Regions from separate parts of the Homo sapiens genome. Here region 2 is linked to region 1. The links are chromatin loops, found by intact Hi-C in ENCODE. Cell type or tissue: PC-3. All regions are shown on one strand. Each heading gives the region's core, and the rest is flanking DNA. Links, peaks and the distances in the headings are about the cores only. Region 1 overlaps RAP2C-AS1 (RAP2C antisense RNA 1). Region 2 overlaps MBNL3 (muscleblind like splicing regulator 3).

Evidence for each region. Hi-C counts contacts between places; a loop is a spot of excess contacts. Peaks named below come from ENCODE experiments on the same cell type or tissue, not always from the same donor. Only the 100,000 strongest peaks of a DNase experiment are listed, where the experiment ranks them.
Region 2: a loop joins it to region 1, with 7 times the contacts of the local background. A loop is called at or near these places in 4 of 110 quality-filtered maps.

The regions. Positions count from the first base shown.
Region 1 is chrX:132,222,146-132,230,486 of GRCh38, reverse strand. All of the region lies in intron 1 of RAP2C-AS1 (RAP2C antisense RNA 1), which reads right to left. Among named protein-coding and RNA genes, the nearest start is that of RAP2C, 6.9 kb to the right of the region's middle. RefSeq lists an enhancer at 6,205-6,734. In PC-3, for the core only: a CTCF peak has its summit at 4,142 (motif pointing left); no DNase peak of the experiment used is centred there.
Region 2 is chrX:132,364,170-132,372,510 of GRCh38, reverse strand. MBNL3 (muscleblind like splicing regulator 3) reads left to right here. Exons shown (of 9, transcript NM_001386889.1): 9 at 1-3,191. All of the region lies in intron 2 of RAP2C-AS1 (RAP2C antisense RNA 1), which reads right to left. Among named protein-coding and RNA genes, the nearest start is that of MBNL3, 120 kb to the left of the region's middle. In PC-3, for the core only: no CTCF peak of the experiment used is centred there; a DNase peak (open chromatin) is centred at 4,380.

The sequences.
Region 1 (8,341 bases), core at 289-8,288:
AGAGACAGAAAGTAGATTAGTGGTTGGTTAGGGCTGCAGGAATGGAGATAGAGAGACAATAGCTAGAGTACCTGGCTTCTTTTTGAAGTGATAAAAATGTTCTAAAATTGTGGTGACGCACACACTGGGGCCTCTCAGAGGGGAAGGTGGGGGTAGGGAGAGCATCAGGAAGAATAGCTAATGGATGCGGGGCTTAATACCTAGGTGGTGGGATGATCTGTGCAGCAAACCACCATGGCACATGTTTACCTATGTAACAAACCTGCACATGCTGCACATGTACCCCAGAACTTAAAATAGAATTTGAAGAAAAAAAATGTGGTGATGGTTGCGTAACTCTGTAACATAATACTATCATTGAATTGTACCCCTTAAGTGGATGAATTATGTGGTGTGTAAATTATATTTCAATAAAGCTGATTTTTTTAAGAAAAAAGAATGCTGCCAATCCATAGCGGGGAAAAATGAAGATAGGGGAAAGCCCTCTGGGCAGAGGTAATATATAAGGCATATGCAAATAAAATATGTACAGAACTGTGTAAACAGTTTAATAACATCATCACTATTTAACACCTACCACGTTGCAGGCACTTTTCTAGACCATGGGATATTCAGTGAACAAAATTTACAAAAGTACCCATCCTTGTGGAGTTTACATTGTAATAGGGGAAACATATTAAAATCCCTAAAGAACATAGTACATTAGAAAAGTGTAAGTGCTAATGAGAAAAAAATAAATAAGACTTGAAGGTATTGCATGAGGAGGGGGTGCAATGTTACACAGAGTAGGAGCTCTTGAGTAAAACAGCTGAAGAAAGGAAGGAAACTGAGAATCTGGGGGAAGAACGTTCTAGATGGCACAGCAAGTACAGAGGCTAGTGTAAGAGTATATCTATCATTTATGAAGAGCCAGATTATGTAGTGCTTTTTAGATTATTGTAAGGACTTTGACTTTGCTCTGAGTGAGATGAGAAATTACTGTAGGATTTTGTGGCTATAATGGGATCAGTTTGGCTACTGCGTTGAGAATAGATTGAAGGAGGCTAAGTTCACAAACAGCAAGAGCAATTAGAAGAATACAATAATCATCCAGAAAAGTGAAAATGGTGGTTTGGGCCAGATTCTTAGCAGTGGGTGTGGTAAGAAATAGTCACATTTTGGACATATTATGAAGATAAGAACTTCAGTATCTCCAGATGGGTTGGATTGTATGGCATAAGGGGAAAAGAAGACTCTAGGATGACTGGAAGAGTGTAGTCTGTGCAACTGGAAGCTGGAGTTGCCATTTACTGAGATTTTTAAGACTGCAGAAGGGAGGCTGGGAATGGTGGCTCATGCCTGTAATCCCAACACTTCAGAAGGTGCAAGCAGGAGGACTGCTTGAGCCCAGGAGTACGAGACCAGTCTGGGCAACAAAATGAGACCTCATCTCTACAAAACATACACAAATTAGCCGGGTATGGTGACGCTTGCCTGTAGTCCCAGCTATTCAGGAGGCAGAGGTGGGAGGATTGCTTGAGCCCAGGAGGTTAAGGCTACAGTAAGCCATGATTGCACCATTGTACTCCTTCCTGGGCAACAGAGCAAGATCTTGTCTGAGAGACAGAGAGAGTGAGAGAGAGAGAGAGGAAGGAAGGAAGGAAGGAAGGAGGGAGGGAGGGAGGGAGGGAGGGAGGGAGGGAGGGAGGGAGGGAAGAGAGAGAGAAAGAAAGAAAGAGAGAGAAAGAAAGAAAAAGAAAGAGAAAGAAAGGAAGACTGACTGCAGGAGAGGCATGTGTTCATTTCTGAGGAGAGGTGGTTATCAAGATTCAGCATTGGACATGTTAAATCTGAGATGTCTGAGTAATACAAATGGAACTATAGTATAAGTATGAATCTAGAGTAGCGGTCCCCAACCTTTTTGGCACCAGGGACTGGTTTTGTGGAAGACAATTTTTTCCATAGAGGGTGGGGAGGTGGGGGGCGACAGCAGGGGATGGTTTCAGCATGAAACTGTTCCATGTCAAATCATCAGGCAGTTAGATTCTCATAAGGGGCATACAACCTAGATCCTTCGCATGCGCTGTTCACAATAGGGTTCATGCTCCTATGAGAATCTAATGCCGCTGCTGATCTGATAGGAGGCAGAGCTCAGGCGGTAATGCTTCCTCACCCACAAGTCACCTCCTGCTGTGTGACCCAGTTCCTAACAGGCCACAGACCGGTACCGGCCCATGGCCCAGAGGTCGTGGACCCCTGATCTAGAACTATGGGAGCAGTCTGAACTGGAGATGTAAATTTGGGAGTCTGCAGTATGTAAGATGGTATTTAAAGCCATAAGACTGGGTGCAAATTCACTGAAACCATGATGATTTTATTTGTACTAGAACATAAAGGATGTGAAGGTGGGAGATGTGCTTGGAAGGTAGGCAGGAATAAGAATATAGAAGACCTTATATTTCATGCGTATAAACTTGGGCTTTTTCTGATAGAGAGTTGTTGAAATCAGCAGAAATATGTAGTTAGACTTGTTTCAAACAGACTTGTTTCATAACACTGGTAAAAGTATGCAGAAAACACCAGAGACATACAAACGATTTAGGAGGCTATTACAGCATTCAGGAAAGAGTTGTCACACAAATGTTTCTCCAGTCCCTCTACACACTAGAGCAGACATAGGATATGACGGATGTAAGAAAGACTAAGGAGGTAGACTTGGCAGGACTTAATGGGTTGTTTGGTTATAGGAAATGAGGATAAAGGAAGAGTTAAGAGTGATATTTTATATGGTTTGGATCTGTGTCCCCATCAAATCTCATGTGGAAACGTAATCCCCAGTGTTGGAGGTGGGGCCTGGTGGAATGTGATTGGATCATGGGGGCAGATCTTTCATGGCTTGGTGCTGTCCTTGCTATAGTGAGTCAGTTGTTGCAAGATCTGGTTGTGTAAGAGTGTGTGGCACCTCCTGCTCTTTTCCTCTTGCTCCTGCTTTCCCCGTGTGACCTGCCTGCTCCTGCTTGACCTTCCACCATAAGTAAAAGCTCCCCAAGGCCTCCCTAGAAGCCAGCAGATGCACATGCCATGTATCCTGTACAGCCTGCAGAACCTTGACCCAGTTAAACCTCTTCTTTATAAATTACCCAGCCTTAGGTATTTCTTTCTAGCAACACAAGAATGACCTAAAACAATACCCTAAGTTCTACTTTCAATGACTGCTGGATGGTAACACCATTTACTGTGACAGGAATCACAAGAAGGGGGGAAAGCTCTGGATATTAAAAGGAAAAAAAAACCCTATGATATGCTAAAATTAACATAGTAAGTTTGAGAAACCCTTAGGATCAGCCTGGGTTCTCAAAGCTAGCCTCTAAGTTAATTTTGTTAATCTTGTCATGTGGGAAAAGCATCCACTGAATTTGTCTGCACAAGCACTGTGGTTGGCTTGAACACTACATTTCTATGTAAAATAATTTAATATTTAGACTTTTAAGATCTGGTTTACAGGAGTGTACCTCACCACCCCATCCAACCCTCCAAACTTCTCATTCCCCAGCTTTCTAGCTGACACAAAATTGAGTCCCCAGCCATTCAATGCTAAAGGTCAAACGGTCTTACATTGAATTCCTTGAGCCATGAGGATCTCTGTAAGGTGCCTACTTGAGCAGCAGCAACCCAGCCTCTCTCATGCTGACGTTGTCATGGCAACAAGGAAGTGTGTTGTCTCTTCTTTTTAAAATCCAGACTATGTATTTTATTTTTATTTTTATAAAGTTTGAAATATATGGAAGATTAGGCCGGGCATGGTGGCTCATGACTGTAATCCCAGCACTTCGGGAGGCCAAGGCAGGAGGATTGCTTAAGCCAAGGAGTTTGAGACCAGCCCAGGCAACATAGCAATACCCCATTTCTACAAAAAAAAAAAAAAATACAAAAAATTAGCTGGGCATGGTGGCACATGGCTGTAGTCCCAGCTACTCCGGAGGCTGAGTTGGGAGGATCACCTGAGCCCAGGGAGTTCGAGGCTGCAGTGAGCTATGATCATGCCACCGCACTAAAGCCTGGGTGACAGAGTGAGACCCTGTCTCAAATATATATGTGTAGAAAGAAAAAAGAAAAGAAAAAAACCCAAAGTGGGTGTTTTTAGTTTAATCTTTTGCTGACACCTAGTGCCAGAACTCTGCATATTCAGCTACCTGCTCCAAATAAGAAAAAAATAAATAGAATTAACAGGATTTTAAAATTGCCATGAATTTGACAAAAAAAAACCCGATGATTTATTTTAGCAAACAATATTTATCTTATCTTTACATTATACTTTTCACATCATTTCCCACATTTAAATAACAGCCTTTTAAAGTATTCAGACTCCAGGCCTTCTAAATGTCTAAGAATTCAATGTTGAGGCAATTTCTTTCTATTCTCATTTTTGGTTCCCTGCTGGGGGAATTGCTAAGAGTGCATAGAGGCCCAAGTAGTTCAGAATTCAACTCTTTGTAAGTTTTAAAGTACTTAGAATAAATTCCCCTTGGAAATTGTATGGGATGAGTCTGGAGTCCACGATGTTTTCATAACCGTGCTTTTCAACCATTCTCAATTTCACATTATGGGTTTACACTAAACAGTAAAAATTTGGCCTTGCATGTAATTATTATAAGTGCTCATTTCTAAAGAGGAATGAATTTGTAAATAAAGGGAGGGAAGAGTGACTTTTTATGGCATGAAATAATTTTGAGGAGAAACACGATTTGTATATACATCATTAAAAATAGGGCTTAAACTATGTGGTAAATAAAACTTGTGGGCAGTAAAAGAATTCAGGAGGATTACATCTGTGTTTGAAGGTGTTATAGGTACAGAGGCAAAGGAAGAAATGAAAATGCAAGGTTTGTAAAAATGAATGAACGAGTTTTCTGCTTGAATCTGCATCTACCGGCTGTGTGAACTTAGTTGTGTGAGCCTCAGTTTCCTCATCTCTAAACTAGAGATGATGATGACAATGTGCTTGCCTTATAGGGTTGCTGTAAGGATTGAAGTACAGAATTTCTGACATGTGGCAAGTGCTCAATAAACAATAGTAGTAATAGCAGCATTAAAAATAACTAGGCTTACCCCAATGCCTCCTCTTACAGAGTCTAATATTGTCCTAGTGTCAAAACAAGGGGGCTCCTTGTTGTAAATGTTCCAGAGCACTTTGGAAAGTAACTATGACCACCTCAGGTTCAGTACCAGGTGCCACAGATCCAAGGTCAAGGGGCCCCTGGGAGGTTATAGAGGCATGTTTCCAGAGGGCACTTGAAATCAGTATGAACAGTCAGTCTTACTCGAGGGCAGAGAAACAGGGTAATAAAGTCTAGATTCTTTAACCTTGCCTCACTGCCCATTCGCTGCCCTGTCCTTCAAAGAAACAAAACTGCTTTCTGTGGAACAAGGTGGCTAATATAAGATAGGCTCAGACTAACTTAGGTTTGAATTCAAACTCTACCACTACCCAACTGTTCGACTATGTACAAACTAACTTCTTTGAGCCTTAATTCCTTTGTTTGTAAAATTGGGAATAATAATACCTAACTCTTAAGGTTATTGCTAGGATTAAATGAAATGATGTGCATAAATCACTTTGCACAGTGCCTCGCAAATAATCTGTAATCAAGAAATTATCATCAGGCTGGGTGTGGTGGCTCAAGCCTGTAATCCTAGCACTTTGGGAGGCTGAGGCAAGTAGATTGCCTGAGCGCAGAAGTTCGAGGCCAGCCTGGGCAATATGGTGAAACCCCATCTCTACTAAAAAATACAACAACAACAACAAATTACCAGGGATTCTGGCATGCACCTGTAGCCCCAGCTACTGGGGAAGCTGAGGCAGGAGAATCGCTTGAACCCAGGAGGCGGAGGTTGCAGTGAGCTGAGATCGCACCACTGCACTCCAGCCTGGATGACAGAGCAACTCTGTCTCCAAAACAAAACAAAACAAAAGACAAGATAAACTATTATCATTACATGATTAAATCATCCGACTTGCCACCACATCAAATATGGCCTTGATATTGAGACTAGCTTGGCAATTTCAAATGGATTTTAATAATCTGAGAAGCCTGTCTTACACGTCATTTCTTTCTATGGTTTAAACCTGATCATAAACACCATTTGTTAAACACCTACCGTATGGTGGGTACTTAGGCACTTTTTCTTACTTAATCTTCACATCAAATATGGCCTTGATATTGAGACTAGCTTGGCAATTTCAAATGGATTTTAATAACCTGAGAAGCATGTCTTACATGTCATTTCTTTCTATGGCTTAAACCTGATCATAATCACCATTTGTTAAACACCTACCATATGATGGGTACTTAGGCACTTTTTCTTACTTAATCTTCACAATACCCAAATAAGGTAGATCTATTAATATTTTCCCTTCACACATGATGAAAGAGAAGCTCAGAGAAGGTAAGAAGTAACTTGCCTCAGGCTACATATGCAGCACAGCCAATGGTTGAACCTGGCATGGATGTCGCTAGCCCCTGATTTTGTATACCGCAATTAAGACCTTTGTAAAAACACATTCCATGGCTTCCTACAGCCTCCAGGGGAAAAGTCAAACCCCTTAGCTTACTACTCAAGGCTTTCCCCTATGGTTCTAGCCCCTACCGATTCTTCTGGCCTCCTTGCCTACTGCCCAATCACCTTCTCTAGGAAATCTTCCCTGATACCCTTCCTAAGTCTCCCATAACACCCTGGCCGATATCTGTATCACAGGATGTGCCACGCTATACTGTAATGTTGATTGTATTGTCTATATTCCTCAAAAATGCTAGTAAAGTGCTTGGCACAGAGTAGGAATTCAATAACTGTGTGATAAATGAATGAGTGGATACATTAATGAGTATCAAGCAAGAAAGCCCCAAATAATGTCCTACCGCTTTACAGAACAGTGGTGCTTAAAATGTGGTCCCTGGGCCAGCAGCAACAGTGTCATCTGGGAACTTAGATATGCAAATTATAGATCCTGACCCAGACCTACTGAATAAAAAACTCTGGGGTTGAGACCTGGCCGTCTGTGGTTCACATCACCTCCAGGTGATTCTGATGTACATATATTAGGAGTATGGGAGTATAGTTATTATTAGTACTAATTCTTTAAATTTATTTGGTACTTGATAGATTACAAAATAATTTTCTAACTACTATCTTTCAAATCAAGGATGAAGTGGAGAGGGAAAAATTGTTAAGGAATTCAGATCTATTTTAAACACATCCCTATTTAGTACGCCTCTCAGTTCTGAGAAACTAACTTTGTCAGCAGTCGCACAAATTTGTGACTTTGTAGGAGTGTCTGCCTGGCCAGGTTGGGGTAGTGTCCTCTGTGGTCAGCAGCACCTCTAGTGAAATCTCATTGATTGGATGAAGGATTCCAGGTGAGCAAAATTGAATGTGATTAAATTCTCATTGATGCTGTAGGAAAGCTAAAGCTATAGGAAAAAAGGCTTACTCATGTAGGGGATGAGGGATACATGAGTATTTTTTAGTGCTTTATGCAGACATGATGTTTCAGTAAGTGAAAGAAGCCATTCACAAATTTATATGAACCCATTATTAGTTTACAAAAAAAAAATGTTCTTTAACTCTCTCCAGAAAAAAAATTGTGAAAGACACTAAAATGTTAATAGCAATTTTCTCCAGGTAGTGGGATTATACTTTTATAATTTTTTGCAAATAACATTATTTTCATGAGAAAAAAGATAATAATAAAGGTATAAAATTGGTTTTGTGTACTGGGGGAGCCTGACATGCAGAACTAATGATTAACTAATGATTGGTGTAGCTGGAGGCAGGATTTGAAAGAGAAGATTGGAATCTTAGAGGGTAGGAGCTAGAAAGAATCCAGGACAATTTAGCTGATATCAATGGGGTCCCTAAAGCATTGAAATAAGATTTCTGTAGGCAAAGACTGAGGACATTACTGGCTCAAGCTTTCTGGTAATTCAAGAGCAACTTCTAGCAAAAGAGAAGGGAAGAGCCTGGATGGAAAATAGATAGCCATGTATAGAAAGTAGATGGATAGCCATGGGTTTTTTCCCAGGACCTAGAAGGCAAGACGGCTCATTTGGAGAGTGGAAGTTAGGGTAAAATATCCCAGGCAGTTGGTGGCTCCAAGGATTGCAACTGAAGGAGGTAACAACTCGAAAAGAAGAAAGGGATAAGTAAGCAACTGGTGCCTGTAGCAAACATCCAGCACTTTAAACTTGTGCCAAACTAATTTCAAAAAATGAGATTATGGCCCTATTACTTATATTATCTGCATATAGTGCATACACTGTGGTTTCTTCACACTATGGTAAAAATGGGTTGTGTTCTTTAAAAT
Region 2 (8,341 bases), core at 253-8,252, 140 kb before region 1:
TTAATATTTTAATATTATTTTAATATTATAATATTAATAATATTTTAATATTATTGTTGCTGCTTTAACAGAAAATGAGCCATTTGTCCCCATGCTCCCAAATTACAATGATTTAAATTAAAAAACTTTTGAAGGATTTTCCTAAATATATTCTTTTTTAAAGGACTAACTTTGTGCATTCATATAACAACAATTTGGAATAATGTGAAAAATGGAGGCACATAATTTGGGTGGAAAATGGCGATTAAAAATATATATAAGAAAATTATTAGCCATGTGTAACATATTTAAATAATGACCAGAATATTTCATGAGTACCAACTCTTCCCATAGTAATTTTCCTCCAAAATGCAATAGCTCATTCCCTCAACTGCAGACGCTTTGATTTTTTTTCAAGTTATAGTGCTGTAGTGCTTGTTTATGTTTAAAAGTGCACATTATGCAGCTCATTTTAGTATGCTACTTCTATGTTTATTTTTTGTTCTTCTAATAAAATGCATAAACTTCTTGGTTATGTCTTTTTTTATGAATCCATATTCACACATTAGGAGTTCACTTGAAGGCTATTCATGCTCTAGTATATTAATCCTAATATTTAGTAATTCTAAAATGAAATTTAAATTTCTGATTTGGCTCAATGTTATATTTCATACATAGAGTAAATTTATTTCCAAATATACCATCAGTATTTTGAATTATGTAGATAATATATCCGTTGTGTTAGACCTATTACTCTTATAAGATTGAAGTTACTGACACAAGAAAAACACTTCTATTTTAATAAAAGAATACTTAAAATTTTGAGAGAATGCTTACTAGTTTCTCTTGTGCCTCAGAAATCCTGAGGCATATTCTAAGATGCATTATTAGAAGTTTCTCTTTCCCAGTTATTCATGTCTATCCTGCATCCCTAGTGTAACATATGAAACCAGTGTTGTTTATTTCATACTTTCCAGATGGGCATCAATCATTTCATAACAATGAGATGCATGAATTTTTCCATTAAAATGTTTTCTCTCACTTAAAATTGGTTATCTTCAACAAATGGCACAGTAATAAAAGGATGATCATTTTTGTTCTTTAAGAAAGTAAATGTAATTTAGTAATACTTTATTCTGCCTTATTTCAAAATGCTTCAAAAATGCGAATCTGGAACTTCTCTGCATTGACCACTGTTCTGGAGTTGGGCTGATAGAAAACTGCGGTGAAGAGAGTTTAGATCAGAGGCTATGGCAGAGCAAAGTATTACTGATGTGTCTCTTAACAGTGAAGAGGGTCGGGGAGGAGGTTGGGTCCTTGTCAAGTGTCAGCTGCCCTATACATAGTTCTCTTGCCCCTTGTGCCCTGTTTTACTATTTCTAAGGTGGTTCCCATGATGGCATTTCTTGATAAGCCCACTTTGAGCCGTTTAATGTTTTGTAGGTGTTTCTGTGAGTCTGATAATACCAGCACTAAAAACAGTTCAGTATATAGACATTTACAAGAGGTCTTAGGCCTCTTCAGAATTCAGTTAATGTCTTTCTCTTTGAGGCTGCTGAATGTTAGGTAAGAATTCAGGGCAAGCATTCCCGACCATCATCAAATTGGAGACTTGGAGTTTCTATTGGCTGGAAGAAAGTTGACCCACAGGCAAAACCAGATGTAAACCAAGTTTGTCTTGGGTACTTTTCAAATTCTTTTCACAGCATCCTTTTCTCATCCCTCATGGTGGCCTCTGGCCCTGGAAAATCCTCATGATAGCAACTTATCAGGCCTGTTTCCTCTGATAGATCTGGACTTTTCCCCTTAAGTGCTTTCCTGTTGGGCTTCTCAGACTATGGAGAACTGCTCATAGTTGAGATCTAAGAGACAAATTACCCTATGGTGTTCAAGAATGGCCGTATTTAGTATACTGCCTGTCCTGGAAGTGTTCACATTTAAAAAGGCATGACTTTCCAATGGGCAAATATCAGACACCTACATGCATAGATAAGGGAAATATGTTTTACTTAAGCAAACTTCTAGGCATTGAATCTCAGTGTTTAGGTGCAGAGATGGAATTCCTATAAGCAATGCAGTCATTCACCACATCAGGAAGGCCAAAAAATGAACACTCTCGTAATTTTGTTATTATCTGGAAAGTTCTGATATGATAATGAACCTAAAATACTGAATAGATAGTGAACATCCTAAAATTCCACTGACCAGAATCCATTCCCATGGTCATCATCTGTAGAGGGCATGATACAATGACAGGCCTGAGGTATGATTATAATTCTGGAGTAATTTAAAGCCTATATTTGTTAAACTTTAACAGATGGACACACATTCTCTGATTTTCTACTTGGCTCTTTCCTGTACTAGAAATGCGCATTTAACTAAACCTTCCCAGCTTTTCTGTTCAGTGCCTGACTTACACTACTCCCTTAGGCAGGAGGACAGTGGGTGTCTGGGGAATAAAAGCCAAGAGCTCCAAACAGAGGATTTTGGATACAAAGGGCAGCCACCAGGAAATAGCTTTGTGAGAGGGACAGACTATCTGATTCCCATTTGTACAAACATGTCCAAAGCAAAAGCACAGCATTCTAAAGTGGATGCAGAAATTAGTATACAATGGCAGTTCTGGCCAGTGCAGCCCAGCATTTTTCTGTTGTGCATGGAAAGAACACAGTGAAAAGGCAGGCAGGGCATCCGGTGCAAAGTGCAACAGACATAGACACACAAATCCAGTTTTCCTGATGAGAGAGGGAGCTATCTCTTCATAAGTGATGCAATGCAATGCAGGCATGTACAAGTACAAGGAAAGATTTATTTTTAAAAAATCATAGTGTAACTGGATGAATACCAGCAACAGCACCTGCTAAAGCAAACAGCCTGTTCATTAAAAACTGGACTTGAGGGAATGGAGAAAGAATCTGAGGAGCCTGCAGTCAGCATGCTTGCAGAGACCTTATGGCTACAGAAGACGATGATTAACCCATAGAGGTTCAATGTAGTTTTCAAGAAGAGGGTGGGAAAGCATAAGATGGGGACTAAGACTTTGCCTTTAACCTTCATGACATGAAGAATTGAATGACTCTTTGTTGGAAAAAATGGCAGTTATGAGATAATTGGATCCATGTTAATTATATATATTTCTGTATATATAGTAAGTGGTTATTGATGTGCCTTTGTTAACCATTTCACTATTTAATAAATGTGTGTGTAGTTTATTCAAAGTGTTTCAGTCCTTCTCAATTTCTATGAAAAAAGTCCCAAGTTAAATCCACTTACGGGTAGTTATACTAGGAAAACTTGCACCCATAAGAATCCCTGCAAACAGTGGTCATAATTTGGGGCTCACAGAAAGGGCTGCCAATGAAAGTCAAGCGGTATTTGTTCTAACAATCACACCCCATTTTCACAATTCATATACAAAACCTCAGTGATAAGCAAGTGTTTACCATAAACTGAACTACAAGCCAGCGGTAGAGAACACTCTAATAAGCAACTCCTTTCTTCTGATGGACACCATCAGAAATACTAAAGAAGCCTGGAATCTCAGTGTCATTGGGATGAAATTCTGGATCCAGAGGAACACCCAAACCACTCAGGAACAATATCCAAGGAGTGTCAGGCATCCCAACATGTTGTCCTCTACTCTCCACATTCTGGAGAAATGTTCCTATGGGGGAAAAAAATACAGCTCTAGATATTGTTAGGGTGGCTTAGGGAAAAGTCAGTCCAAGAATAACTTTTTTAGTAATAACAGACTAAAAAATAATTGGAAAATTATGATTATGAATGTATTCAGTGCTGCGCCATTTGACCCTTCTCCTTTCTGCTCCATCCTCCACATTACTGCCAGAGTCATTTTCCTAAAGTCAGATGGTGGATTATTTCGATTCCTGATTAAAATCTTTACAGCTCCTCAATATCTATGGAATAGTCTACACTCTGACATAGCACTCTTTCGTGCTCTGCCCTTGGGCGTGCCCTTCACCTTTCCCCTCTGCCTTCTGTAATGTGTTATAAAAGCAAGCCAAAGGTGAACAGTGGTTCAAACAGTAAAAACAGATTTTATTCAGGACTATTGCCATATGGGAAAAGAGATTTCAGTATTGAACAGGGTTCAATTCTAAATACAACAAGGAAAACTGGGAATTTATAGCCAAGGAGCAGGGTAGGGGACAGTGGATGGAAGATTACTAAGAGGAAACATCAGAGATAAGGGGCAGGGTGGGGTGGGGGGTGGATTCTGGCTAACCTGACCTAACAGGATTCTTGCTGAAGACAGGTCAGGGTGAAAAGACATCAACTGGGAGTTGGTAGAGGATGAGAAACCTGATCAGATATCAAGGGTGGGCTTCTGGCTAAACCAACTTGGCAAGATTCTTGCTAAAATTGAGCAATGCAAAGACAAACATGGAAGTGTAAACATTGAGGCCAAGTTGGGAAGAGGACTCAGAGGAATCTGACTAAAGTTTAATCAAGGAAAAACTTCATCACTGTACATTCCAGGCAAGTTAAAGCACTGTTGGGGAAATGTAATAAAACAAGAGATCTTCTCCCAATCCAGAAATCTTCTCCAGAAAGATAGTAAAGAAAGAAAACACTCTTATTATTGAACAAACATTAAACCAGAATGTGATGTACATCACAGGTAACTTGCTAAGAGAATGCAAAGACAGAAAGGAATCTCACCCCCTAATATAGCCAAGCAGATACAACCCATTACATGTATGTTCCCAATATAAGTAATGACTAGTCCTTGAGCAAGAGGATTTGAGAGCACCTTTTGTCACACAAAATTTTGTCCTAACTTTATGGTGATAATTGGAGAAGTCACTTGTGTTGGCTTTATCTGAAGAAGAAACAAATTTTCTCATCTATTTTAAGCAGGAGGTAGTTTTGCAAACTGGAGCAAGGCCCATGAAAGTTAGGCTCTTACCCTCCTATGGGAACTAGGGGACAGGGTTGCTACCTCCCTTGATGTTTGCATTTCAAAAAGATAGCTCCTAGGAGTTGTAAGACTGGAAGAAAGGCTTACTTATTTAGCTATTAAAAATATTTGCATAAAAAAGACTTGCAAAGGACAGAGAAAGAAATTTTAAAAGAAAACGGAAGGGGGTAGTGTAGAAAGAAGACTCTTCCCTTATGTTCAACAGGGAAAATTAAGCTTCTTATTTTTAACTTGTATCTGCCTTACACCACTCTCTGTTTCCCAGATACACACCATAGGTTCCCATGTCTGCCTTTTCGTCTCAACTTGGAACATCTTTTCTTCTTCTTCTTCCTCTTCTCTGCAAACCCATCCTATGTTGACATGGTTTGGCTGCGTCCCTATCCAAATCTCATCTTGAATTGTAGCTCCCATAATCCCCACATGTCCTGGGAGGGACCCAGTGGGAAGTAATTGAATCACTGGGGGTGGGTTTTTCCTGTGCTGTTCTTGTGACAGTGAATAAATCTCACGCGATCTGATGGTTTTATAAAGAGCACTTCCCCTGCACATGTCTCTTGCTTGCTGCCATGTAAGATGTACTTTGCTCCTTCTCCACCATCTGTCATGATTGTGAGACCTCCCCAGCCATGGGGAACTGTGAGTCCTTTAAACCTCTTTCTTTTATAAATTACCCTGTCTCAGGTATGTCTTTATTAGCAGCATGAGGATGGACTAGTACATATGTATGTATCAACTAGCACTCCCTTGAGGTCTTCTCTGGCCTCACCTGCTACACTGAGATGCAGCTAATATTTTTTTAGTGCTTACCAGGTGATCTCAAAGCTCAATTCCCACATCCTCTATAGCGCTTCTAACGTTGTCTCTGTGCCTCCTTCATTAAATCTGGCTTCTCAAGAGCAAGAACCATGTCTCTTTGATTTTAGTATCCTTTATGATACTTGGAACAGTAGCCATACAGTACAAATGCAATAAAAACTTGGGGGAGAAGGCCGGGCGCAGTGGCTCATGCCTGTGGTCCCAGCACTTTGGGAGGCCAAGGCAGGCGGATCACGAGGTCAGGAGATCGAGACCTTCCTGGCTAACACGGTAAAACCCCATCTCTACTAAAAATACACAAAATTAGCCGGGCGTGGTGGCGGGCACCTGTGGTCCCAGCTACTCAGGAGGCTGAGGCAGGAGAATAGTGTGACCCTGGGAGGCAGAGCTTGCAGTGAGCCGGGACTGCGCCACTGCACTCCAGCGGGGGCGACAGAGCGAGACTCTGTCTCAAAAAAAAAAAAAAAAAAACTTGGGGGAGAAATAACTAACAAGTCAGGGCACTTTTATTATAATGAAGAAAGAAAATCCATTCAAATAAAAGGGATTCATGTAATGATATAGAAAAATTTCAGTTTCCAGTTGCAGGAAGAACAACTGGGCCTCATGAAATTGAAAAGTTATCAGATGGCTTGTTTCTCCCCTGTCTTTCTCCCTGCCTTGATCTCTCTGTGTCTGTCTGTCTGTGTCTCTCTGCTCCATTCTCCTGCTTCTGTGTGCAAACCAGCTTTCTCTGCTTACTTATAAGCACTGATAATAACTTATCAGTGATTGATCAGGACTACTCCCAGAATGGCAGCCTTGTACCAAGAGTCTTCATGAGTGATAGCCAACCTGAGAAGCACCTGCAAGGCTTATGAAACAAAGATTGCTGGGGACCCACCCCACAATTTCTGATTCAGCAGCTATGATATGAGGTATGAGAATTTGCATTTCTAACATGTTCTCAGATGGTTGATTCTAATGCTCTGTGGACTACACTTTGAAAACCATTGATTGATATGAACTTCAAGCTTGACTCCCCACAGAGAATTGACTCAGTCACTGGGTTCCAATGCCTGAGTCTCATGAGAGAGAATCTGATTGGCCCAATTTGAGTCAGATGCTATCTCTGTTGCACTTAGTTGTGGCCAAGAGGTTGGAGTCACATGGTACATATGACATGTTGTCTCTTTGAGGCTGTGGGTTGGGAAACTTTCCCAAGAAGGTAGATCTCTAGTACAGTCACTGCCATGGCTGTTTTTAAAGACATTAGATTTTCTACACTGAATTAGTTCCTTGGTTCATGTGGCTCAATTCTCCATAGCCAATAGAGCTGATAGGAAAATAATAACCATCTATTGGGCATCACCAGCCAGTCATCTAAAATTGAATCAAAACTTTATGCTCAGCCCTAAAATCATAATCTTCCTGGGCCGGGCGCAGTGGCTCACGCCTGTAATCTCAGCGCCTTGGGAGGCCGAGGCAGGCGGATCATGCGGTCAGGAGATCGAGACCATCCTGGCTAACACGTTGAAACCCTGTCTCTACTAAAAATACAAAAAATTAGCCGGGCGTGGTGGCAGGCGCGTGTAGTCCCAGCTACTCGGGAGGCTGAAGCAGGAGAATGGCGTGAACCTGGGAGGCAGAGCTTGTGGTGAGCTGAAATCGTGCCACTGCACTCCAGCCTGGGTGATAGAGCAAGACTCTGTCTCAAAAAAAAAAAAAAAATCATAATCTTCCCTCTCAAATATGCTGCTCTCCAGTCAGTAGTGCAAGTCAGAAACTTATTTGACTCTTCCTCCTTTACTCCAATCTATAAACTTTTGTCAATTCTATTTCCTAATTATTTTCTCTATCCCTACTATGCCTGGTTAGTTTAACTTTACACCCTACCTCCAGTGATTTTTTTTCTAAATCTGTTCTTCACATGACTTTCAGAGTGATCTAGCTAAAGCAGCTTCTCAACCTTAGCTCTCAGGACAGTTGTGTTGGGCACGGGACAGCTGGAGCCTGCGCCTGTTGTCTTCAGCAGCATGCAGCTGCAAGTCTACCTCACCCAGAGTGCCACACAAAAATTATCATGCTGCATATACTAAGATGTGATATGAAAAGAGATTGGGAAGCTTGGATCTAAAGCACAACTTTGACTACGCACCTCCTCTGCTTAAAAACTTTCAAAGACACCCCATGGGTCTTGGGATAAAGCCTAAATACACCTTACAATAGCCTATAACATCTGGCATGATCCAGTCCCTGTCTAACTCTCCAGCCTCATCTCTTGCCATTACTTGCCTTGGACTTGCTTCAACAAGCACACACTTCAACAGCACACACTCTGCTGTTTCATGCCTACAAGTCTTTGCCAGTGATTTTCTTTCTGCGTGGAATGTCCACGCTCCCCCTTTTTGCCTGGCTACCATCATTTGAGGATCTGTTTAAGTACCATATCCCCCAAGAAAACTTCCACTTCTGCTCCACACCTCCATTAATGTACTCCTTTTTGAAACTCCCATTATACCTTGAGCACGTGTCACTGGATTTACCACACTGTATTAAAATATTTTTTCTGCTTCTCCCACTATCTTGTGAATTTTTTTGAGTAGAAGTTATGTGTCTTAT